3 separate regions of the Mus musculus genome follow, and regions 1 and 2 are each linked to region 3. A link is a loop called in an ENCODE intact Hi-C map of the cell type or tissue named here. Cell type or tissue: gastrocnemius. All regions are shown on one strand.

Region 1 (8,000 bases), 110 kb after region 3:
TGTGTCATCTACAAATCACATTTTCTTTTGTTAAATCGTGAGAATTGCCTCTAACTTAATTTCACATAGGCCTTCCATAATCATTCAATCTATAAAAGCCTCTTTTAGGCAGCGCTATGTATGTCAAACACAATAAAAAAGTCTAGTCCCTGATTCACTAATCCCTGCTGTTGTGTAAAACAAAACATTACCAATTCCCTCTCCCCTTATTTCTTAGAATCTGCTTTGTTAAATATACGGAAATCAGAAAACTAAATACTTCTCTTTTCCATGCTAGAAATATCTATCACAGGCTTTTCGCCAACAATTTAAAAAAATTGAATATTTCTAGGATATCAGCTTATTCCCTAAAAATTAAAAAGAATTGAGTTTTTTCCCTATTTATTTTCATTTTAAAAATAGCAAATCGAAACAAGAAATGTTGAAAAACCTCTCACAAGGCCCGAGGCCCATCACCGCCTCCTTAGGGGCGGCCACCAGGTTTTAGGAAACGATTTTCCACAGGGTTCTTGACAATCTGGTTCTTCCTTGCCAAATCCCAACCCCCACCACCACCCCCCAACCCCGACCCCAGTTGGTGTGTGTGTTTCTTTGTAGCCCTGGCTATCCTAGAACTCACTCTGTAGACCAGGCTGGCCTTGACCTCAAGAAATCTTTGCCTCCATTAGTTGGGACTAAAGGCTTGCTGTCTCAACATACTTTTTAGTACGTTTAAGAGTTTATTCCCAGTCTGAAGTATACTCATTCCACTGACACGCAAATGCCACCAAGTATCGTTTCAAGTTTCACCTCTCCCAAGAGTCATTGCTGACTTCTTTACCTCACCATTCCTCCTTTGGGACCTACAGAACACATGCTCAGAGAACACGCATGTGGGGAGATGAGCAGGGTGTGAGAGGCAAGGGATGTAGAGTAGACGGCCACGTTACAGACGGTGCTTTACCCTAGGGACAGCAGAGAGCCACCGAGGGACTGGGGATCTGAAGGGAATGGGGTCGCCGGTCCATTGGTTTCAGAACTATTCTAATTGTACAATGTGGTGGATATTGGAGAAAAGATCAATTCTACAGCTAGTTTGGCTAGAAGAGACGATCCAAAATAAAGAGTCCCTGATAAAGCTTGCTGTCAAGAAACAAGTAAATAAACTCAATATTCTGGAGGAAAATGATAGCTACTTGGATGAGTATGTTTGTTGTAGCAAAAATAGCAAATAGTCAAAGCTGGAGTTCAGATTTTAGCACAAGAATGCAGTGGCACTTACAAAGAATATTGGATCTAATAGAAAAACAACAAAAACAAAAATGCTATGCAATCCCTTGGGACCCCACACCTAGATGAAGAGCTACAGAAAATTAATGACTACTGAGAGAGGGAGCAACAGTCTCCCCAAGGGATGAGACCCTAAATGGTTATTCAATATCAAGAGAGCAGCCCTAAAAACACACATACAAGCAATACTGAACTCAGCAAGTTGTATTTATGTGTTTCTGCGGATGCACGTGTGCACACACAGACACACATACACACAAGAACCAGCCCTTCTATCAGTAGTCTGTAGATCAACACTGCAGCCAAAGCTCCAGTGTCACTCTCGAGTGTCACTGAGAAGGCTGCCTGTCCACTGTAAAGCTAGAGACAGGTGACTGGCCTCCCTCAACCTCTGTATTTGTTAAACTTAACCAAAGGCCATGGAGAAAGCCCATTAAAGAACAGTAGCATTCACTAGCAATGAAATATTTTTTTTAATGTGCTGTTCTTTTAAAAGACATTTTCCTCTATGTCTAATAGTGACGTTTGACAGCTGCTGACGTCAGCAAAGGCAGACAATTTTCTCTGTTTTCTTGTGTAGCTATGTACTCCCCACCCCAACTCAAACCATGTTCTGGTAGGAAATGTTCTTAGTAATACTGAGCTCCTTAGCCTCAGCAATCACAGAGCCCACTTCCATCAGACAGATCTAGAAATTGCACCTTGTTTTGACTTGAGCAGACACAGAGGTGAAACTTTCTGTACTTAGATTGCATAAAGCTGACAAAAGAAAAAAAAGTTTGTATGAAAATAGATGTCAACTACAGGCATTCACTAAGGAAAAGAGTTTTAAGTTCATAAAACGGGATGTAGGTAGCAACAAGTTAAGTGAATAACCTAAGATCCTGTTAGTTATCTTAGAGTTCTGTGTTATAGAGGATATGATAGCCCGGCAGTACAACTTTCCCAAAGAATTAGGTGACAGAGTAGTTTTACAAGATTATACCGTGAAGAATAAGTTGATGTGATAGAAAAGGTGTTAAAAACTAAAAGGGGACCCTCCTGTTCTAAAGGTCAAGAATGACTGGAGTCACAGGCCACACCCAAACACAACAGTTAACCCATTGCGGATTAAGAAGAAATTCTACACTAAGACAAAAGGAATGGTAAAAATTAAAACTTTTTGATAATTTTTTTTGTTAACAGTCTTACTATATAGCTCAGGCTGACCTGGAATCTATTTGTAGACTAGGCTGGCCTTGAACTCCCGATCCTCCTGAATACTGAGATTACAGATGAGCTACCACACCCAGCAGCCCCCAGAGAATTTCAAATTTCATTTGGGCCTTTTCTTTAAAAAAAGATTATTTTTCATCATGTTTCTGAAAAGAACTCAATTCTGTATCTCCATTAATCTCCCCACTCCCATCTACTGGTAGATGGCTGTGGTCAGCTGTGGCCAAAAATGATGACAATCAGCATAAAGACCAAAAGGCACGGGGAAATCGCCAAATGACTCCACTAGTACCTGGGCCGTGGCTGACGAGAACCTGAGTTTATCACCCGTCTTCTGTTTGTATTTCCACACACTGGCTTTTTAAAGAACATCACTGAAGGCTCAGCGTAGGCAAGGAGTTCTGACCCTGAAGGGTCTACTTAACTATCAGGTATACTAGAAGGAAAACATTTGGTCTGCAGTCCCACCTATTTAAAGGGAAGTTCTTTTAATTTTCACTTTCTTCCCAAAATGCTATTAAATAACAGACAAGAACCGCCAAAGGCATTCTAAAAAGCAACCTCTCCCTACCTCCTCACCCCACCCTCCCTGCCACACATACCTTTTTTTGAGACTGTCTCGTCATGTAGCCTCAGCCTGTTTGGAATTTGCTATTTAGACCAGGCTAAGGCTAAGTTATACAAATCTGCCCGCCTCTGCCTCCCAAGAGCACGAGGAAACTGAAGATGTGTATCACCACACCTTATCAGCTTCTAAAACGCCTTCTTAAAGGCAGGTGACATTGAGACGTTTTCTCTAAGAGCGCCTTTCTCATGGTGAATGGCTGCCAGCATACCACTTTAGGCAACTGGAACCATTGAGAAGACAAGGCAGAGACAGTCTTTATTTTAACTTTAGCTAGAAATGAGTGTTCTGCAAGAGAAATTGCATCTTAGAATGCTAAGAAAAGGCGGGGGTGGGGGGAGTCTAGGATCAGCAGTGATAGGAAAAGGAAGGGATCTCAAAGGCATTGTTGTAGACAATGACTTTAGAAACGAAGAATTCTTCACATTTAATGTGCAACGAAGACCCCTAAGCTGTGTCTTCATTTAGGGGGTGAACATTACTTGTCCACGTCCCATCCAGCACCACAGCTTGATCCTAGGGCGTCATCGGACCACACACAAGCAAGTGAGCAAACAAGAGAGGCCAAGGTCCAGCATCAATTCCTAGCAAGCATCCCTACCTAATCTAGCAAGCTAATGCAAATCAAAGCAAACACTGCGGTGCCGCTGGGAGTGAAGCCTGTACCCTTCCCCAGAGAGGCCTGTAAAACAGGACAGTCACTGACAGCAGTACAATTACTGACACAGGTACAGACTTTATGGACGTGTTTATCTCCGCTGTAAATCCACTCTCTCTCCACTCCGATTCACGAGTCATAAAGAAATTGCAGATAATGAAAAAGTTGGGGAAATTTACAGCATGTCGGAAACCTCAGACAGCCAGAAGAAATTAAAGAGCTGACTAGGGATAAATCACACAGGTACAATTAAAACTTCCCATAGACCTCTTCATTTCCAAAGTGAGGCACAAGCCAATGGAGCTGATGAAAAGTTGAGGTCATGACTCCTCAGGCTGCAATCATCTCTTAACTAACTGCATGTTAACAATCAGCTAATTCGTAGGTCATGTGCAAAGGCTGACTTCTTGCTGCTCTCTTGATTTCCTCTTCTCTCCACTAGAAGCACCCACAGAGCAATTCTGCCTGTGAACAGGCCAAATTGCAACAGGCAATAAACAGAAAGGTGATGTCCCCCCTTCTACGCCATCTCTGTAGGTGTAGGACATCTTTTACCGCCCTGAGCAAGGATTGAGCATTAAAATGAGAAAGTGGAGCTACAATGAGTGAGTAAATTGGAGTTTTCTTGTTCCCCAATAAATAACCATTCTGAAGTTTTCATCTGACCTCTTTTCAACAGTCCAAAGGGGATTTTAAAGGCCTGTTAGGGTTGATACTTCTGGCGATACTTGGCTTTGCAGCAGTTAATGTGACCATCTCTGCATGTGCTGTCTGATGTGATAACTGATGTGCAAGTCTGGTTTCAATAAAGTAAATCAGAAAAAAAAAAAAAAAACCCAAAGAAGTAATGCCTATTCCTTAAACAACAGGCTTAAGAGACCCTACCACTAAAGCCGAGAAGGGTGGATTTGGGGTCCCTTTATCCTCTAAGGCCTTTTGTAAAATCCTGAATGAAGAGAAAAGGAGGATTCTACCACAGGCACTCTCTCCTCACCTCTCCCAACTTAATTAGATGCAATATTGGCTGTTAAAAACATTAGGATCGCCCTCGGAAGATGAAATAAGAACACAGGCTTTCCTAACTGACTTCTATATAAAAGAGTGTCAATGGGGCTGCATCAAGTCAATGCTAAGACTGTGCATCTATATAGGATAGGTGCCAGCCAAATTAGCACTAATATGATTTGAATTATGAGTCCTATCAAGAAATAAAGGCTTAAAAAAAAAAAAAACAAAAGGTTTGGAGGATGGAACTGGCATGGTTTCGATTTTGCGACAATAGGACCCCTTGACGATTCCAAGTCCATTTTACACTTCAGAGAACCCAAATGTCATTTTCATTTTATATATTAAGATTTTATTCTCTAGAGGAATAACAGTTCTAAGAAACTTTACTAGTTTCAACCCACACAATCATTACCAATAGCTAGATCTCAATTGTATTTATCTGGTAAGTACAAGGCATGGTCTCCAAGCTGTTCTTGCTTTTAATGAGAAGCACTTTAAGCCCGAAAGTGTCCTAAGCATCAAATCAGTATCTAGTATCAACAGCTACTGTTAAGGAGAAGCAGTTTTATTTACAAGCTCCAAGAAGCAAATCACATTTTATCAAATGAGTATTAGAGTGAAGCCAAGAAACATAAGCTCTGCTCCTTTGCTGACAGGCAAGGCTACCCTGAATCACAATCAGAAGACCTGGGGTCTAATTCTAGATTTACAAATAACTACATGACCCCAGGGAAACCAGTTAAACCTTTCTTTCTATTCATTTATCTAGAAATAGGGTTTCACATATCCCAGGCTAACTTCGAATTCACTGCATAGCAGAGACCTTGAACTTCTGACCCTCCTGCTCCCTCCTCCCTAGTGCTGGGACTACAAGCATGCTGACCACCCTGTTATGTGATACAAAGGGTCAAAGCCCGGGCCCTGCTTTGTGTAACCTAGGCAAACATCCTATCAGAGTTACACTTCAGCCTCTATGTTCACAAATTTTAAAAGTACATTTAATTTGACCTAAGAAAAGATGATTGTTGCAGCATGATTTACATTAGCAAGATGCTAAAAATTACCTAAATGACCACTGAAATAATCACTCCAATAAAAAGTAAATGCTCATAGCCTACTATTCTGAAGTCTTCATAGCACATTAGAACAAGAAAACATGTGAGAGACTAGGAATGGTATAGTAGTGGACATGTAAAATTTTATCTGCATATCTGCATAATAACATGTATGAGTATGTATGCACACACGTCTTTCTTTCCTTCCTTCCTCCCTCCCTGCCTGCCTCTCTCTCTCTCTCTCTCTCTCTCTCTCTCTCTCTCTCTTTCTTTCTTTCTTTCTCTTCTCCCAGCCCCCACCACCAAGACAGGGTTTCTCTTTGTAGCCCTGGCTGGCCTCTGTAGACCAGGTTGGCCTCAAAATCAGAAATTCACCTCCCTCTGCCTCCCGAGCGCTGGGATTAAAGGTGTGCGCCATCACCGCCTGGTTTATCTGTCTTTCAATATGATATCACTTGGAAGGCATGTTTAGAGGGCTTGGTAAGATGCTTAACAGTGACTACTATATTATGATTTAATTTTAGGTAATTTTTGATTTGTTTATATTTTCTAGTATACATATAGATGTATATAATTTTTATAAGAGAAAAATCTTAACTCAAAAGTCTAATCTGTATATGACACTGACATTCAGTTTATGCTAATGAACTTCATTTCCTGCGACTAGAATTAGACACAGGAAGGGAAAGTGTGTGATTCAAACAGTTGCTCTCACCAATTCACAAACCTCACTGGTCACTGATTCCAATCTCTCTTTATGACAGAGTAATGGAGCCGTACTCCCTGATCCAAGGCCAATGTGCCTGTGCTCTCCACCCACCCCTTCAAGCCTCTCAAGAGACTTGCATTCTTCCCTTCACCCCATGTAGTCTGCCTTTGTCTTAAGAATTGAAACATTTTGGCCCCCGGAGACGCGACTCAACAGTTATGAGCACTGGGTGCCCTCCTAGAGGACCTGGGTTTGAGTCCCAGCACCTATAAGGTGGCTCATATCCAAAAGAAACTCTAGCTCAAGAGGATTCAATGCCTTCCTCTGGCCTCACTAGGCACCATGCACACAGTTGGTGCACCAACATACATGGAGACAAAGATTTCAAAATCTTTAAAAGAATTTAAGCATTTCAAGCCAATTGTCCTAGAGCAAACAGTAAATGCCGACTCCACTTCTTTCCTTGGCTATTACCTTCTCTTCCTGACAGGAGCCAAACCCTGAAAAAGCTGTCTACATTCTCCACACATTCCTCACTCCATTTAAATTCCCCTCCACTGGCTCCAGTCATCCATACACTCAGAGGCCTGGGAAATGGCTCCAACTATACTCAGTGCCACACTGCATATCAAAACCCAACCAAGAAGCCACAGTCCATAAAGCGCTCTACTCAAGACCTGCCTGCCCATCCCCAGCTCCTAGGCATAAAGGCAAGGGCAATGGCACACCCCTGAAATCAGTGCTCTGGGGCCCTGGCCCAATGACTAGCCAAAATGGGAACCCCAGCTCTTGTGAGAGATCTAGTCTCAAAAGCACAGGGGAGAAATGACGGAAGTTTACCCAACATGGAGCTCTGGTCTCTCCATGTATCACACGGATTTACAAATACATGCACACAAATAAACCGAACCTGTAACCTTTCCTTACAAATGTGTCCCCTCTCCATTAGCCCATCGGTTTTCTTTTTCTATTGTTTGTCTCGAAAAGCTTTCTTGAAACCTGCCCTGAAGATCATTACCAATAATCCCAGCACTCAGGGTGAAGGCAAGATGATCAAAAATTTGAGGCCATGAACTACATACATAACCTTGCCTCAGAAAACCCCAAATACACTCTTCACCCAAGAAGAAAAAACTTCTGCTAAGACACAAACTGAATGTATGTTGGAATTCCATTTGCTAAGTCTTGAGGAATGTATTATTACCGCTGAAGTAAGGCTAGACCTTTGAGTCCTTTACAGTCTCCTCTGAATCCCACCATTGCTGCAGTCTCGAGTATTCACGGATACTGGTCCTGTGGTGGTCCTCTAGCCCTTGCCCACGGCTCCTTCAGAGTAGATAGCTTCCTCATAAGAGTGTGCAGAGCAAACTCGGTCGCCTCCACAAGGACAACTCTCATCTGTCCTGTCTGTGTGACTCTGGCTCCTCCTGCTCCAAAGTCAGCTGTTTCTTCAAGACAGGG
Region 2 (8,000 bases), 120 kb after region 3:
ACCTGCTGAGAAAACAGATATGTCCCATTATGCCATCTTTCTGTGGAGCTGGGGAATCGAACCTAGGGCCTCAAGTATGTTTGCCAAACACTCAATTGAGCCTCAGCTCCATCCCCTAAAGCTTGTGTGTGGAGGCCAGACTTTAGGTGTTTTTTAGGTGTTTTTCCTCAAAAGCTGTCAACCTTGTTTTTGAGACAGGGTCTTTTAACTAGCCTAGAATCTGTCAAGTAGGATGGGCTGGCCAGCTCGAAAGTCCCAGGGTCCCCTATTTTTTTTTTTACCTCCTCAGCCCTGGCTTTTGTAAAATGTGCATTCTGAGAACTGAACTCTGCTCCAAGTACTTTACTGACTAAAGTATGTCTCCGACTCTAAAACTTTATTGAAAGACAAGAACAAAACAAAACAAACACACAAACAACCACCAACCCTGGGAATAATAAATATTTTGGGGTCAGAAATATCACTTTAGCTCTGTTTTCTCATTCCATATCCAAAACAGACTTGTCAGAGTCAACTGTTCTCTTGAAAGACATCTTACCCCAACATCTGGTCTTTAACCTCTTAAAACAGTCAACCAACTGTTTTATTTTCCTAATCAAGAGATTTCTCTAGCTATATAAAAATGTACCTTTTAACAAACTATTAATTTAGATGTAATGGTTGGAGATACTTTTCATTTATATATGTCAATGTCATTATTTCTCTAGTACCCACAGCAAAGTACTTTGTATTCTTTTATAAAGTCTCATGCAATGTCATTTCTTCTCAGATTATATTTTCAACACAAGCCAGCAGACAAAACAAAGGAATTAATATTTTATCTAAGCCAGGAAATACTGTTAGGTTGGAATCTCCAGCTTATCAATAACTAAACATTAAAAAAAAACAACCAAAAACCAGAATATGCCCTTTTATTTCCCCATGAACACAATCATTCCTAAATTTAAAGCCTAGGAAGGGATCAACGTCCATCAACTCTATTGGAACTACTGTTTAAAATGAATCTGACAAACCTTCCCTGTTTTATCTCTCCAACCAATGACTGCAGTTCTACTCCAGACTGACAGGCATTCTCAGGGGCTCTGCTTCTACTGTATAGTTAATACTGAGCATTTAATTCTCCAACTACAAGCAAGACAGCCCAAAACATAAAACTTGGCAAATTGGCCAACATTTGCAAAGATGCACATGGCTTTAATCCAGCATTTGAGAGGCAGAGGCAGGCAGATCTGTGAGTTCAAGACCAGCCTCTCTACAGAGTGAGTTCCAGGACAGCCAGAGCTACATAGAGAATTCCTGTCTAGAAAAACAACAACAACAACAACAAACCTCAAAAAACAATAAAGATGCTTCTTTATGTTTTTAAAAGTGTATTTATTGTCTACAATGTTTGCATGTGTGTATGTGTGTGCATGTCCACAACTGGTGCCAGGAGAACATCAGATCCTCTGGAATTCAAGTTACAGGTGAGTTGCCATGTATGTGGGTGCTGGGAACTTGGTCCTCCCCAAGAACAGCAAGTGCTCTCAACAGCGGAGGCATTTCTCCAGCCCACTTTGGGTTATTACTGAGACAGCTGTCTTGCAGTCTTCCTTCCTTCTACAGTGCTGGAATGACAAGGGTGTGTGCCACAAAAGACACCAACCAAATCATCTCTTGCCCTTGACCTAACAGTTTTACACTCCTTTCTCTCCCAGACTTGTACTTCTGCAAGAACGTGCCAAAGTTGGAAAAAAACCCTAGCATTTACTTTTTAACCTCAGTCTTTACTGTGAAAGCTGACCAATTGTTTTTAATTGGCAAAATGACTCTTATTTAGAAACAGTATATTAAAGAATTAAAAAATTCTCAGGAAAACAGGGAATGAATCTTTTAAATAACTTCCATTATTTTTAAAATGGTATCTCAATTTCCCTAATTTTTATTAGTATTTTCCCTAAATAATATAAAGTCAGTTGTAATAGAAATTAACTATATTTGTATTTCCTTCCTGACAGTTACCTATGTTCCTACTCTCAAAACTAAAAATAAAACTGCTGATTTTATGTTTTCTTTTTTAAAAATATATTTATTTATTTATTGGGCAAGGTGTGGTATCACACTTTTAACCTCAGCTCTTGGGACAGAGCATGAGGTTCTCTGTGAGTTCAAGGCCAGCTCATGGTCTGCATAGGGAGTTCCAGGTCAGTTACGGCTACATAAAGGCCCTGTTCAAAATTGTACGTACAGCCGGGTGTGGTGGCGCACGCCTTTAATCCCAGCACTTGGGAGGCAGAGGCAGGCGGATTTCTGAGTTTGTAGGCCAGCCTGATCTACAAAGTGAGTTCCAGGACAGCCAGGGCTACACAGAGAAACCCTGTCTCGAAAAATCAAAAAAAAAAAAAAAAAAAAAAATTGTACGTACGCGCGCACACACACACACATGTATAGGCATACTTGTATTTATGTTTTGTATATGTGCACATGAATGACATCCTGCATATATGGAGGTCAGAGGGTCACTTTCTTATCTTATACTGTGTGGGTTCCAGGGACCAAACTTAGGTTATCAGACAATAAGCAGAGTTATCCATCCACTGAGCCACCTCACTGACCAATGTTCTGCTTTTTTATGCTTAGAACTGACCTTACATGTGAGGACTTTCTGTCAGTAGATGTTCTCTGATATTTACATTATTTTTAATGGCTGTGTTATCCTTTAAGAATACAGAACAGTTTACCTGGTTATCCCTCTAATTTCCATGGACCTATTTGGTCTTTCTGTGATTACAGCACTAGGGTCTGAACCCAGGATTCAAATGTTATCATTGAGATTCATCACATACACACACTACTTACTCTAAATATACATCTTCTTGGCTAACATATATTGTAGTATTATACAAAATGATACTTTGAAAGCAATCTTATCCTAATTGATTTATGCCCTGTCTGCTCTCCTCTATCCTGCCCCTCCTCCCCAAATCAGAAGGGAGTAAAAGACCAGAAGCATTTTATGGCAAAATCCTCTTTGTGAGTAAAACCATTTCAGATGCAATGTTGGGTTTATAAAATAACTTGACTAATGGATAAAAGATATGAATGCTTATAAGCCTTAAAGGTAATTTAAGGATTTGTGCATCCTAATTTGTTAACCAAGGGAAAAATGAGAAATACCGGCATGTTCTATTTCCCATTATCTTAATACATTTTAAACAAAATACTTGAAAGCTAAATTGACAATTTCTAATTATGAGAAATAACCTTGATCCTTTCAAAGTGGGGATCCTAGAGTTTATACTGTATTATTATCTAAACAGGAACACCACAGTAATGAGTATGGTGAGATGTTATGGTAATGCATGAAACAAAAGAAATCATGTTAAGTTTTGAATGGTATTTGAAAAAAAAAAGATTTATCAGCCATTTTTATAGTACCTTTGAATCAAGTTCCCAGGACTTATTTTTTAGGTTATAATAATTTAAATGTATCCCTTTTTTCCCTTGCAAGACACGGTCACAGGCTGACCTGAAAGTCAATAGCCAGCGAAGCCTGCCTGCCCTTCAACTCCTGATGCCTCTCCTATCACCTAGAGTCATTAGAGATGTACACTGCCAAGTCCAGATCTGAATTTATGCTCTCTTGATTCTCCAGCCTTAACTATAGAGATGATCAATATACATGGAAATGGGGGTTACTTTCACAGGTGTTTTTGTCTATCACAGACAATGAAAACAAATTCTAATTCCTGATGTTAGTAGGAAAGGAGAGGTGGGAAGCGCCTTTCTGGGAGATGAGATGCCCATGCATTTTCTCTAACCACATAGAAATTGCAGTCTTCATTCTTAAGATGAACTAAATTGGTGCAGATACAATCCAAAGATAGCTATGCAGCAATTTTTTGGTACCAGTTACTGTCAGTTCACATTTAGATGACTTTTGCTGTGTTAATCAAGCATCTTATCTCCCTTTCTGACTTCCCCGTCACTAATGAGACCCTGAGCAGTGTGAGAGTCTGGGATGTGCCTCACCTAGCGCATCATTTGTCTAGCATGCACAAGATCTTGAGTTCAATCTCTGCATCACATAAACCAAGCGGGCCTGGTGGCTCGCACAAGTGATCCCAGTCTTCATCAGGAGAATTAAGTTCAAGGTCTTCCTCTGTACACCCGAGTTTGAGGTCAGCCTCGGCTGCAATGAAACTGCCTCAACAAAACAAAACAAGCCAAGCCCTAGCATGCTGAAGTCTAACTTCACCTCATCTCCTAAGGTGAGTCTAGATGCTTGCCCAGAGCTTGAAGATACACTCTGCGCTGTCCTCCATTCTCACGTCCCTTAGAGCTCCATCCTCAACTTCCTGCCTCTGGGCTCTCAAAACCCATTCCGTCTGACATTACCCGGGATTCCTACAGGCGTGTGACTGTCCTATTAAACAGTCTTCAGTGGTAGACATTTTAGGAAGAGGAAAATAAACTTAAGGTGGCTCAAGCCGTTAATCCCAGCACTTAGGAGGCAAAGGCAGGCAAATCTCTGTGAGTTCGAGCCCAGCCTCCTCTTCAGAGTGAGTTCCAGGACAGCTAGGGATACACAGAGAAACCCTGTCTCAAACAAACAAACAAACAAACAAACAAACAAACCAAAACAATGATACAAACAAACAAAAAACCTAAGCAGGTGCCCCTGTGTATCTATATGGGCAAGTATAAATCCATGAATAAAGGGAATAAAAGGAGCCAAGAGACATCAGATGTTTACAGCAGTCACCTCGTAGTGATAAGCTATGGTTGTATCTTATGCTGTTCTAGCCTGAGTTCTACCATCTGGGGTCCTTGGAAACTCACTTCTATCACTCACACCATTCAATACAGTTGTTGCTTCCAAAACTCTACTTAACTCCTAATATTCAAACCACCTATGTTCCCTTCCATTTCTACCCATGAAGATTCTACATGTTCTTTAAAATTCATTTCCATTGTGGTGGTGGTTGTTGGTGGTGTGTATGTACACCCATAGGTGCACATGCAGAGTCAAGATAGCTTTGGGTGTCCTCTTCTGTCATTCTCTGTAGTAAGAATTCTGGGATTCTGTTTTTTTTTTTTTTTTAAAAACACAGAGATATTATAAGAATGTGCTTTCGGGGGCTGGCAAGATGGCTCACCAGGTAAAAGCACTGACTGCTCTTCCGAAAGTCTCCCTCTCCTATCTAGTGCTAGAGAAGAAATGGGCGGGGGGAGAAGAACCCACAAAGTGGCACAGACCAGCTACAATACTCCACTTTATTATTCTCTTCACACAGTGTGCAGGGAACATGACGCTGGCCACTGAGGGAACAGAGAATTCCAGTATCTCCTGTTCCTATAACGTAATACTGGGGTTACAGACACACATGGCTGAGCCTGGTTTTTTTATGTGGGAGCTGGGGATGTTTATTCAACAAGTGCTCTTATCCACTGAGCCATCTCCTCAAGTCTTACCCCCACCCTCCAAAAACCTCAAAACTCAGAGCTTCTCTGTGTCGTCCTGGCTGTCCTGAAATTTGCTCTGTAGTCCAAGCTGGCCTAAAATCCAGAGAATCATAAAGGTATGGACCGTCTCCACCCAGTGAGTCTATTATTCTCAATGTTTCAAACAGTGCTACAATGTTCCTTTTTCTTGCCTGGGGCAGACATCAGTAACTGAGTATCTGACTTCTCTAGGAGCTGGAAAGATGGCTCAGCCTTGCACTGTCTGCTCTCCCAAAGGTCCTGAGTTCAAATCCCAGCAACCACATGGTGGCTCACAACCATCTGTAATGAGATCTGATGCCCTCTTCTGGAGCATCTGAAGACAGCTATAGTGTACTCACATGTAATAAATAAACCTTTAAACTGACTTCTCAGAAATCAGAATCCTCAATTCAGTGGTTCTAGACAGGCCTTACTGATCAATTTATACTGACATAAAAGGAAGCATATTTGCTCTTCCTGTAGCAGCTTACACTGCCCTCTTCTCTCCAAAACAATGACTTCTTTGTTTTCTTACAGAACTCATCTCTCTAAGGTCTATTAAGAGTTATTACTTACCACCTCTCCCCTCCCTCATAGATTTGAATGTGCACAGTGAAGTGATGGTATTTTATTCAGCCTCATGTCCCTCCAGAGCCTGTGTGACATCAATAGCTGCTGAATGGGACTTCTTTTCTCTCTCTTTCTTTCTTTCTTCCTTTCTTTCATCAGATCATTCAAAATGACTTAATGTTTAAAAACCTTATTTTAAAATACTTTAATTTTTCTTAAGGACAACTAGCCCAAGTTTATTCTATCAATTTTTTATTTTTTATTTTATCAATTCTTGTTTTCATTTAACATGGCATTGCCTGATAGTGCAGAATAACACAGCCGAGTCTAAGACTGCAAGACAGACTACAGACTACAGTAAGAGAGGCACCCAGGCGAGCCCATTCTTAGAGCCTTTATCCAAGGATGAGAATGGAACTGAACAATCACACCTTTAGAATGTTGACGATCCAACCTCTGCAATTCAGTACAAAATACTACTTTGGATAATAAAAAAACTAAAGGACTCTGAGCATCGAAAATATACATTATTTCAAAAGGGAAATGAGTTTTAAAAAATGAGATGGAGCAATGAAAAAAAAGGAATGAATGAAAAGAAAAAGAAAAAAAGGAAAAAGTTAGACAAACAGTCCGATAAACCCCACAAAAACTGCTTTACTGGCTAGAGCAAACAGGGCCGGAGCGAGCAAAAGTCCTGAGTTCAATTCCCAGCAACCACATGATGGCTCACAACCATCTGCACAGCTACAGTGTACTCATATACATTAAATAAATAAATAAATAAATAAACAAACAAACAAACAAACAAATAATTTTTTAAAACCTGCTTTCCCTAAATCAAAAGCCCAGTTCAAGCAGTATGGCAGATTTAGAAGGACTGTAAGACCTATGCTGCCATCTAGAGGTGAGATACGAGATGATTTTTTTTTTCCTTTTCACCAAGGACACAGACACAGTACAGCCAGTATTGAATAGGTCATATTATAAAAGCCAGACAAGAAACCTTGACACCAAAGAAGTAATCCTAGAGTGTAGAGTCACAGTTAGCCTCCTTTAATCACAGATTAAAACTTGAATTCAACAGGGCTAACTGTCCTTAGAGCTAGATAGACACTGTGGTCCATGCCTCTGAATCCTAATACCTGGGAAGCGGAAGTAGGAAAACTACCTTGAGTTCAAAGCCAGTCTGGCTATACAAAGCAATATCCTGTCCCATAAGCAAAGTATGTAGGAGGAGAATAATTTCTCAATATAGTTAGCTACTTTTCAAAAACACATGCACACAGGGTACTAATAGAAGAGTTTGGAAACATTGGTTTTTTCTTTGGTACAACCACTTTATACCATACATTGGTACAAACTTCAACAATGTAATTAATTGAGTGAAGTAACAGGTTTAAATGTGGGCTGGCCAGATACCTCAGTAGTAAAGAACTCAGCATACATTACTTGTATAGGATATGATTTGGTTTCCAGTTCCCGTAGCAGGTGGCTCACCATGACCAGTGACAGCAGTTCTGGGGCAGCGGCTGCTTCTGGCCTCCTTGGGCACTCAGAAGCATGCATGCACACATATATGCAGTTAAAAATGAAATAAATCCTTTGCAAGTTCAAAATGAAGTCTCAATTATTGTTTTTACATAAAATGTTGCTTTTTAAAACTCTAAGAATCTAGCCAAATAACAATCTCACTCAAACTGCTAAACGAACATGCATGATTAAAAATTATCTATGAACTCACCAGTCTTTAACACCATACTAAATGCTTTCTGCCCAAGATCAGAAAGACAAAAAGGACATCTATTCTTACCACTTCTATTCACCACTGTGGTGAAATTTCTAACTAAGATAATGAATGTGTTGTGTGTGTGTGTGTGTATGTGTGTGTGTCTGTGTGTGTGTGTGTCTGTGTGTGTGTATCACAAGATCTACAAACACTACTCCTCATCATTAAAACACCAATT
Region 3 (8,000 bases):
CAGTTCTTCCTGGGAGATGGCTGCCTGGGCCTCTGGGGCCCGTTCCTCCTGCTCCATCTTGTCGAGCTTGGGCAGGGCCTGGCGTTCCACCTCGGGCTTCCTTCCCGACTCAGCTGCTGCCTCCAGCGACTTTTTGTGCATCCCTAAAAAGAATTGTTGGTATTCGGGTTTAGAAAAGCGCCTGGGAAAGCCATCTTGAACTGAAAACAGCAAAGATAGAGAGAGGCCAGAATTAAGGAGGAGCAGAAAGCCGCCTTTCTTCACATACCACAGTCAAGTCCCACAACTGGACTGGGGGTGGGGGGTGGGGGTGGGAGGGTGCCTAACAAGGGTGAAATTTCAGGCCAATAGCTGCGAACCAAGCCTTCTACATCAAACTCTGAGCACCCCCACCCCACCCCTCACACCCTGTTCCGTACTTCCAGGACATGGCCCTATCCCTCTGTTATAGGACTTCAGGCCTTAGGACCCCTGAGATAAGCTGATGCTGTTATCACAGGCCTGGAGGGCAACTGATGGGATTTGTCAGATGGGGAGGTTTGGGGCAAAGAAGTTCTTGGGCAAAGCTAGAGAAGTGACCAAAGGGACACAGGAGTCCCCTCAACTCACAAAAGGGAGTATTTAATTTACTATAAACCCATCTCTAGTCAGGGAGAAAGGACTCCAGATTCTAGGGCAAGGGCCATGTTCTCCTCACGCTGCCAGTGTGAGGAGCCAGTGATTCTAGAGTGGCAGTCCTGACACCCAGTGGGTAGGTCAAAGGACAGCCCCAGAAAGACAGGTTGGCCTGCTTGGAAGACCTCAATGCCATGGGGTCATAGTGGCCCAGGTCTCCCTACCCAGTGTTCGGATTCCTCCCCGAGTAGAGCCCGCTCTCCTCACCCCAGGGGCAGGGCCCCAAGGAGGGCACGGGCTCTTACCCAGTAGCCATGGGGCACAGGAATCCATTATGCCATCCTTGGCAGACTTGAGGATAGACTCTGGCAGGGGGATCGAGTGCCTCACCATGGCTCCATAGAGACCATACTCAGCCATGACGCTGCTCCGGCCCCAGCACTTCTCCCTCTTCCTCCACTTGGCTCTGCGGTTCTGGAACCACACCTGGCATGGTGGAGAAGTGGTTAAAGCTTCACTCTGAGAGACTCCAGGCCCAAGGCCCCTCCCTCTGTCTGCCTCAGGGTGGGGGAGGGGGTGGTTGTTAATGCAACTCGCCTCCTCCACAGAGTCAGAGTCTCAGACTAAGGGGGGTATTCAGAATGTTGGCATCAAGACTCGAGGCTACCATGGGCAAAATGGGTCCATTTGTTGTTTTAAGTCAAAGTCATTCTAGGAAGATAGGCTAGGGACACTTTCAGACAAGGCCCAGCAGGTGGGCAGCATCCAGTAAGGGCCTCAGTTTGCAGCTGAGGTGTCCGAACAGGTGCAGAGGATCCTGCAGACACACCTTCAGGGTACAGGTGTGTCCTGTCAGCTATGGCGTTCTGGCTTGAATACCACGTAGGCCTGACCCCATTCTAAGATTACAACTTCATGTTGGGCCACATTTATAGATACCCAACCTACAGGCCATGGCTGTAAGAGACCCTCTGGTTTACAAAAGGACAGATTCCAGGGGCTGGAGAGACAGTTCAGTGGTTAGGAGCATGGGTTCTTCCAGAAGACCTGGGTTTGGTTCCCAGCACTTACAAGAGTTCACAACCTTCTTCGACTCTAGTTCTGGGGGTCTGACACCCCTCATCTGGCCTCTGCAGGTACCAGGCACCCAAGAAGTGCGCAGAGATACATACACACAAGCAAGACTCCCAAACACACACAATGACATAATAATTTTTTTTAAAGACCAAATCCCCTGGCCCTATTCTTCACCCCAGACCAGGAAGAGCCCAGAATATGAGCCCAGAACAGCCCGTGCACTTCCAGGTGTCTGTGAGTCTGGCAGCAGGTGGCAGGCTCTCCTTGAACACTCACCTGCCACATTTTCCTGCCCTCTCCCAGCTGAGTCACCATAGCCCCCCACATACCTTGCTCCCCACCATTCCAGGCCTGACATTGAATGTAATTTTGACCAAGTGGGTGACATTCCTGGGTCAGGGAAGGAATATGACATTCTATAGTATTGAGGCAGAGAAGAGCTTGGTAGGTGACACCCTAGGGACTGTATATTTGGTCCCTGAGTTAACTGGTACAGGCTGAATCTGAAAGACACTGGGGTCCCCTGGGGTCGTCTGCAGCTGCATCATCATCATCATCATCATCATCATCACCATCATCCTGTCACCGTGTTACAATGCCTTTGCAGCCTCCAAGAGGAAATCCACGCATCCAGACTGTTCAGGGGATCAGGATGTCTCCGTATCCCCCAAACAACCTTCCTGAGACCAGCTACTGACAGAGCCCAGAATTTCCCCAGCCTTGTCCTAAAGGAAGGCTGATGCCCTCCGGGAATCTAATGGGCCTGAAAGTCTCCCGGGTGCATCCAGTCCCATCTGGATCTCAGGATAGGAAGCTAGGAACAGAAAACCAGTTTTCTGGGTGCTTTCCACCCACTCGCCTCTGGCGCCCCCGCCCTTCCCTGCGGGCCCCTCCCCCGCCCTGGGCGGCCACGGTATCAGCTTTTGATGAAAAATTGCTCCGGCTCTATTCAGGAGGCGGCAAAAGAAGAGTCACCCCCAGGGGCAGCCCTGGGCTGATTGAAAAATAAGTTAATTTCAGTTTGAATCGATGGGCCTCAGGCACTGAAATATCACGGGAAATTAAAGCGGCTTCTCTCCTGGGAGCCACGGCATTGACCCGCACTAATTAATGCTGGGGAGGCAGCGATCGCCTTACCACGAGCTGCTCCCCCTCCCCGGGGGACCCCAAACACTTCTCATTTAACTAATTAGACGGGGAAAATTGGGTGTTAATTTGTTTAGGATTTTTCCCCCCCTCTTCCACCGCCTCTCCCCCGGCAGCTCCCTCCCCGGCCCCCGCCCGGTGCGGGGGGCGCGGAAATGAATGCGGGGCTCGCCGGCAGATGGCTGCCCCGGTCACTCTGCAATCTTCTCCGACTTGATTGCTTGATTAGGTCGTTAGCACATTAAAAAAAAAAATTGCTTGCCGTCTGGCGCTGGCGTGATGAGTGGGACGCGCGGCAGCGCCTGGGTAATTTATCTTTTTATACGGCAAAGAATTTGATTTCAATCTGCAGATATATGGGGCGCCTTTGACACCTGTTTAACTTCGCGCCGCTGACAGCTTAACCCTTAGCTGCCTGGGCACCCAGGAGCCAAGGCTCGGACGCGGGGCTCCAGAGGCCTTGCTCAATGGCGCTTCCCGCCATCACCGGCAGATGGCGCAGAGGGAGCAGATCGTCACTTGGGCCAGCCACACCCAGCAGGGGGCGCTCCTGGTGCTACCCAACTATATTGGTGAGCTACAGGAATGCTCTCTTCCTGCAAGGAAAGACCACACCTTTCAAAACATCTTCTAATTAATCCATATAGCTGTGTTTGGGGATCTCTTCTTTGCAAATAACCAGGAGTCTCTAAAAGTAGGAAAAGGCTGGATGCAGTAATACATGCCTTTGATCCCAACACGGGAGAAAAGCAGATGGGTCTCTGTGAGTTCAAGGCCATCCTAGTCTACATGGTGAATTCCAGGCCAGCCATGGTTACATAGTAAGACTGTCTGAATAAAATACAATAAAAATGGGAATGCCACTCCTCAGAAGCCATGATTATCTCCAAGCTCTCAGAGACCAAAAACTTAGAAAGCCATCACTGGACCTTCCCTGGGTGTAGCATCTTCCAGAGAGCCACACTTTTCCCACACATCACTGATTGGAATCTGCAATTTAGGTTTAGATCTGGGGACCCAGAAAGCAAAGATCTAAGACTTCCAACACTTTGGGAAACTGCCAAGGAATAAGAGTTTTTATAAAGTTACATCCTCTAGATAGCTACCCTCTGAGCAATAGTGTTGTGAGCCACGAAGATGGCCTACTTGTCTGACCCTGGCCTTACTCCCCAAGGCTGCCTGCCGGTTCTCCTGGGTATCTGTCCCACTGTCTGCCCTCTGGGGCGGGTCTTCTTCCATCTCCCTCCTATTAACACTTAGTCCCCCTATACAAAGTACTCGCTTGTTTTAAACTATCTTCTCCCAACAGAGGCAACATCTGAAAGGACCCACCTGTATAAGTGCCTTCTGGTTCCCTCAAGCCCTCAGACAAGACAAGGTAGAATAGATGGTGACAGATTCCAACCACCAAAAATAGGACTGGGAACCGCAGGGCTCCTTAGCTACACCACCTGCAGCCAGAGGCTGAGACTTTTAAAAGTATGTGTAGCCTGGACTGGAAAGACTCTTAGTAGGGTTTTTTTTTTTGGGGGGGGGTGTTTATTTGCTTTGGGTTTTTTGTTTTGTTTTTGTTTTTTTGTTCTTTTTGTTTGTTTGTTTGTTGTTTTGTTTTTTCGAGACAGGGTTTCTCTGTATAGCTCTGGCTGTCCTGGAACTCACTCTGTAGACCAGACTGGCCTCGAACTCAGAAATCTGCCTGCCTCTGCCTCCCAAGTGCTAAGATTAAAGGTGTGTGCCACCACTGCCAGGCTTTGCTTTGGTTTTTAAGACAGGGTTTCTCTGTGTAAACTTGCTGTCCTGGAACTCACTCTGTAGACCAGGCTGGCCTCAAACTCATAGAAATCCAACCGCCTCTTGCTGGGATTCAAGGTGTTCCTTACCACCACCCCTGGCTGAGACAGCTAATAGTTAAGAACATGTGCTGTTCTTACAGAGGACCTGAGTTCAGCTCTCAGCACCCACAGCCTCCTGTAACTCCAGCTCCAGAGGTAGCCCATGTTCTTTTACGGCCTACCCAGGCACCCAGGTAGATAAAAACAAATCTGTGACAAAAGTGTATGTAGCCAGTCCTGGAGGCTCGACCCTGTAATCCCAGAACTTGGGAGGTAGAGACAGAAAGACAAGGAGTTCAAGGCCAGCCCTGGCTACACGGGATGTTTAAGACCACCCTGGGTCAAATAAGCGCTTGTCTCAAAACTGAAGAAGGAAGGAAGGAAGGATACACGTACCACATGCTAATACCGCTCTGCCCAGGAGCCCTAACTACCATCTCCCCCAGCCTCAGTTCCTACAGCAAACACACCCTTACCCACACTAAGAGACACCCAGAAATGGTACAAGGCCTGGTCTGCTTTTGCCACCACGTGAGCTTTGATGCTAAAATGATTGAGGACCTTTCCATTTTCAGCACAGTCTGGATTAGAGATTCTGGAGACAGCATCATGGAATGTGCAAATACTAGAATGTGTCTGCCAGCCCTCCATGGAAGGTGCATTCCCCTGGGTGGTCCAGGCATTCCGGAGGTGCTGGAGACACAGTGGGGCTGAGAGGTAGAAAGGACGAATTAGGAACTAAAGACGGGGTATAGGCTTGTAGACCTGTTCTGGGCTCATAAACAGAACCCCCCCCCCCTTTCGGGTTCTCCTCCAGCAAACAAATCACTGGTGTGAAGGTCAGCTTTCCCATGACACTCTCCCTGGGGAGCATGCGCCAGCTGGTGGCTCGAACTCCGGTCCTCAATTATGAGTTCCTGGGATGTCTGGCTCCTCATGAAGACCAGATGAGGCTGCAATTTATGGAGGAAACCTGGACAAGCCAAAGCGATTTTGCTTTAGGGCAGCTGGCATCAAAAATGATGACTGCCTTGGAGGGAAGCAGACAAGGGATTAGTAAGCCATTTTCATGCTTTTCCTCCTCTTGTCTTGATCCAAGTAACCATCGTGTGCACTGAGTTTAAAAGCCACTATGCTTGGCCTGGAGGGGTGGCTCAGCAGTTAAGAGTACTGGATGTCCTTCCAGAGGTCCTGAGTTCAATTCCCAGCACCCACATGGTGGCTCACCATCATCTGTGATGGAATATGGTGTTCATATGGGATCTGATGCCCTCTGTCATGCAGGCATACATGCAGATTACACACACTGAATATACATAATGCATCGAATATACATAAGTAGATAAATAACTCTTTTTAAAAAGTCACTAGACTTGATCTTAGCCAAGAGCAATCAGAACTCAAAGGTGCTACGTGATCTTAGGTTTTTCAAATCAAAATCTGCAGTTGGCCTTTGGTAACGTGAGTTCAACATTCCATGTGTATTCTGCAAATGATGTATATGCACGTGCAAGCACCCATGTATGCACACATGGGGGTCCAGGTACCTTTCTCTGTCACACTCTATCTTTTTTTTTGTTGTTGTTGTTTTTGTTTTTTTTTTCAAGACAGGATTTCTCTGTGTAGGCCTGGGTATTCTGAAACTCACTCTGTAGATCAGGCTGGCCTCAAACTCATAGAGGTCCACCTGCCTCTACCTCCCATGTGCTGGGATTAAAGGCATGGACCACTACCATCTGGCCCACCTTATGTTTTGAGACAGGGTTTGTCAATAAACATGGAGCTCACAGATTGCCTAGACTGGCCAGCCAGTGACTTCTATTCCATCTTTACCTCTCAAAAGGAGAATCACAGATACGTGTCACCTCACCCAGCTTTCTACACAGGTACTGGAGATCAGACTTGCTTGCACAGCAAACATCTTTATCCACTGAGCCATGTCCCTAGCCCTATACAGATGCTTGTATGTGTGCCATTATTCCCAAAGTAACCTAGTGTAACCATTGTTTACATAAAATTTACATCTATTAGATATTACAATAAACTGCTGGTTTAATACATTCATGTGGATGCATATACATTATGTACAAATTCTATGCTCCCCACCCCTAATTAACACATACTAGGCAGGTTTTCTGCCATTATGCTCCATCACCATCTCTGTTATTTTATAGAGAGGGTTCCTGAGGAGAAAGGCTAGAACTAACCCCGTATTCGACAATGAGGGACAATTGTGCTACATTTCAGGGCTATTTGAAGATTAAATGAAATAAGTGGAAAGTGCCTAAAATCAGTGCCTAAAATCATACAGATGGTGCTTAATCATTGCCAGCTCTTATGACTTCAAAGGAGACCCAGAAAATCAATGGGAGTCTGCCCCAAGGGCAGGTTAATCAGTGGCATTACCTGTCCCTCTGGCCTCCTACACTTGTCCTTTAGCAAAGCTGAACTTACCAATGATAGTTAGTGCAGCCAAAGGCAGAAGGCAAGAGTTAACTTCCAGGCTTCACTCTCCCTGCCCCACACACATGGATGAAACCCGGACCTTACAAATGCTCACTCATGTACATGCGAGCTGCACTCCAACCCTAAGACTTTCCTTTCCATCTCAGTGTGTGCATACGTGCGTGCATGTGTCTTTGTCACCATATGCAGCATGTCCGTGAAGATGCCCACAGGGACATCACATTCCCTGGAACCGGAGTTATAGGTGGTTGAGGGCTGCCTGACATTGGTGTTGGAACAGAACCCCGGCCTGCTTGCAGAAGCAAAATGCTCTTAACCACTGAGCCAGTTCCTCATGGAGCTTTCATGTTTTAATTCAGACAGCCTCTGGTTTCCCTTCTTGTCACCTGAAGATTCACCCAAACAGATCCCACTGAAACTCTACATTTCCCATTATAGACCAGGCACAAATGTCAGTGCAGGGGATTGGTCTGCTGCTGCTGTGTATTCTAATGCTAAATACTGGCCCCCAAGATCTAGTTGCCCTCCATCACCAAGAGGAAACTCCCAGGTACATGAGTTTTTGTTGTGTGAACCCTGTTCCCTGAGTTAATTGGTCAATAAAAAGCTAAAGCCTGTGACTGGACAGTAGATAGAGGTAGGCATAGAGGTTTTCAGTTACCTGGCTGGGTGTCTTGGGTAGAGAGACAGGAGAGAGAAGAAGAGCACAGAGAGAGGAGGAAGCCGCCATGAGAGGAGACAGACCATGAGCATGTGGCCAGGAGAAACAGCAAGTGACAAGGGACACGTGGCTGGGATCTAAGTTAGAATAGCTCCAAAATCTGCCCAGTCTAGGCTCACAGCTTGTACATAAAATGCCTGGAT

What was found. A loop is a pair of places that touch in the nucleus more often than their neighbours do. Peaks named below come from ENCODE experiments on the same cell type or tissue, not always from the same donor. Only the 100,000 strongest peaks of a DNase experiment are listed, where the experiment ranks them.
Region 1: it touches region 3 in a loop (3-fold over the local background); 7 of 42 quality-filtered maps call a loop at or near these places.
Region 2: it touches region 3 in a loop (5-fold over the local background); 20 of 42 quality-filtered maps call a loop at or near these places.

What each region holds. Positions count from the first base shown.
Region 1 is chr12:84,479,114-84,487,113 of GRCm38, reverse strand. All of the region lies in intron 5 of Lin52 (lin-52 homolog (C. elegans)), which reads right to left. Among named protein-coding and RNA genes, the nearest start is that of Lin52, 32 kb to the right of the region's middle. In gastrocnemius, no CTCF peak of the experiment used is centred here; no DNase peak of the experiment used is centred here.
Region 2 is chr12:84,467,843-84,475,842 of GRCm38, reverse strand. All of the region lies in intron 5 of Lin52 (lin-52 homolog (C. elegans)), which reads right to left. Among named protein-coding and RNA genes, the nearest start is that of Lin52, 20 kb to the right of the region's middle. In gastrocnemius, a CTCF peak has its summit at 6,932 (motif pointing left); no DNase peak of the experiment used is centred here.
Region 3 is chr12:84,585,272-84,593,271 of GRCm38, reverse strand. Vsx2 (visual system homeobox 2) reads right to left here. Exons shown (of 5, transcript NM_007701.3): 4 at 921-1,101; 5 at 1-143. Among named protein-coding and RNA genes, the nearest start is that of Vsx2, 19 kb to the right of the region's middle. In gastrocnemius, a CTCF peak has its summit at 3,368 (motif pointing right); DNase peaks (open chromatin) are centred at 2,589, 3,023 and 3,346; H3K4me3 peaks cover 1,078 bases; H3K27ac peaks cover 810 bases.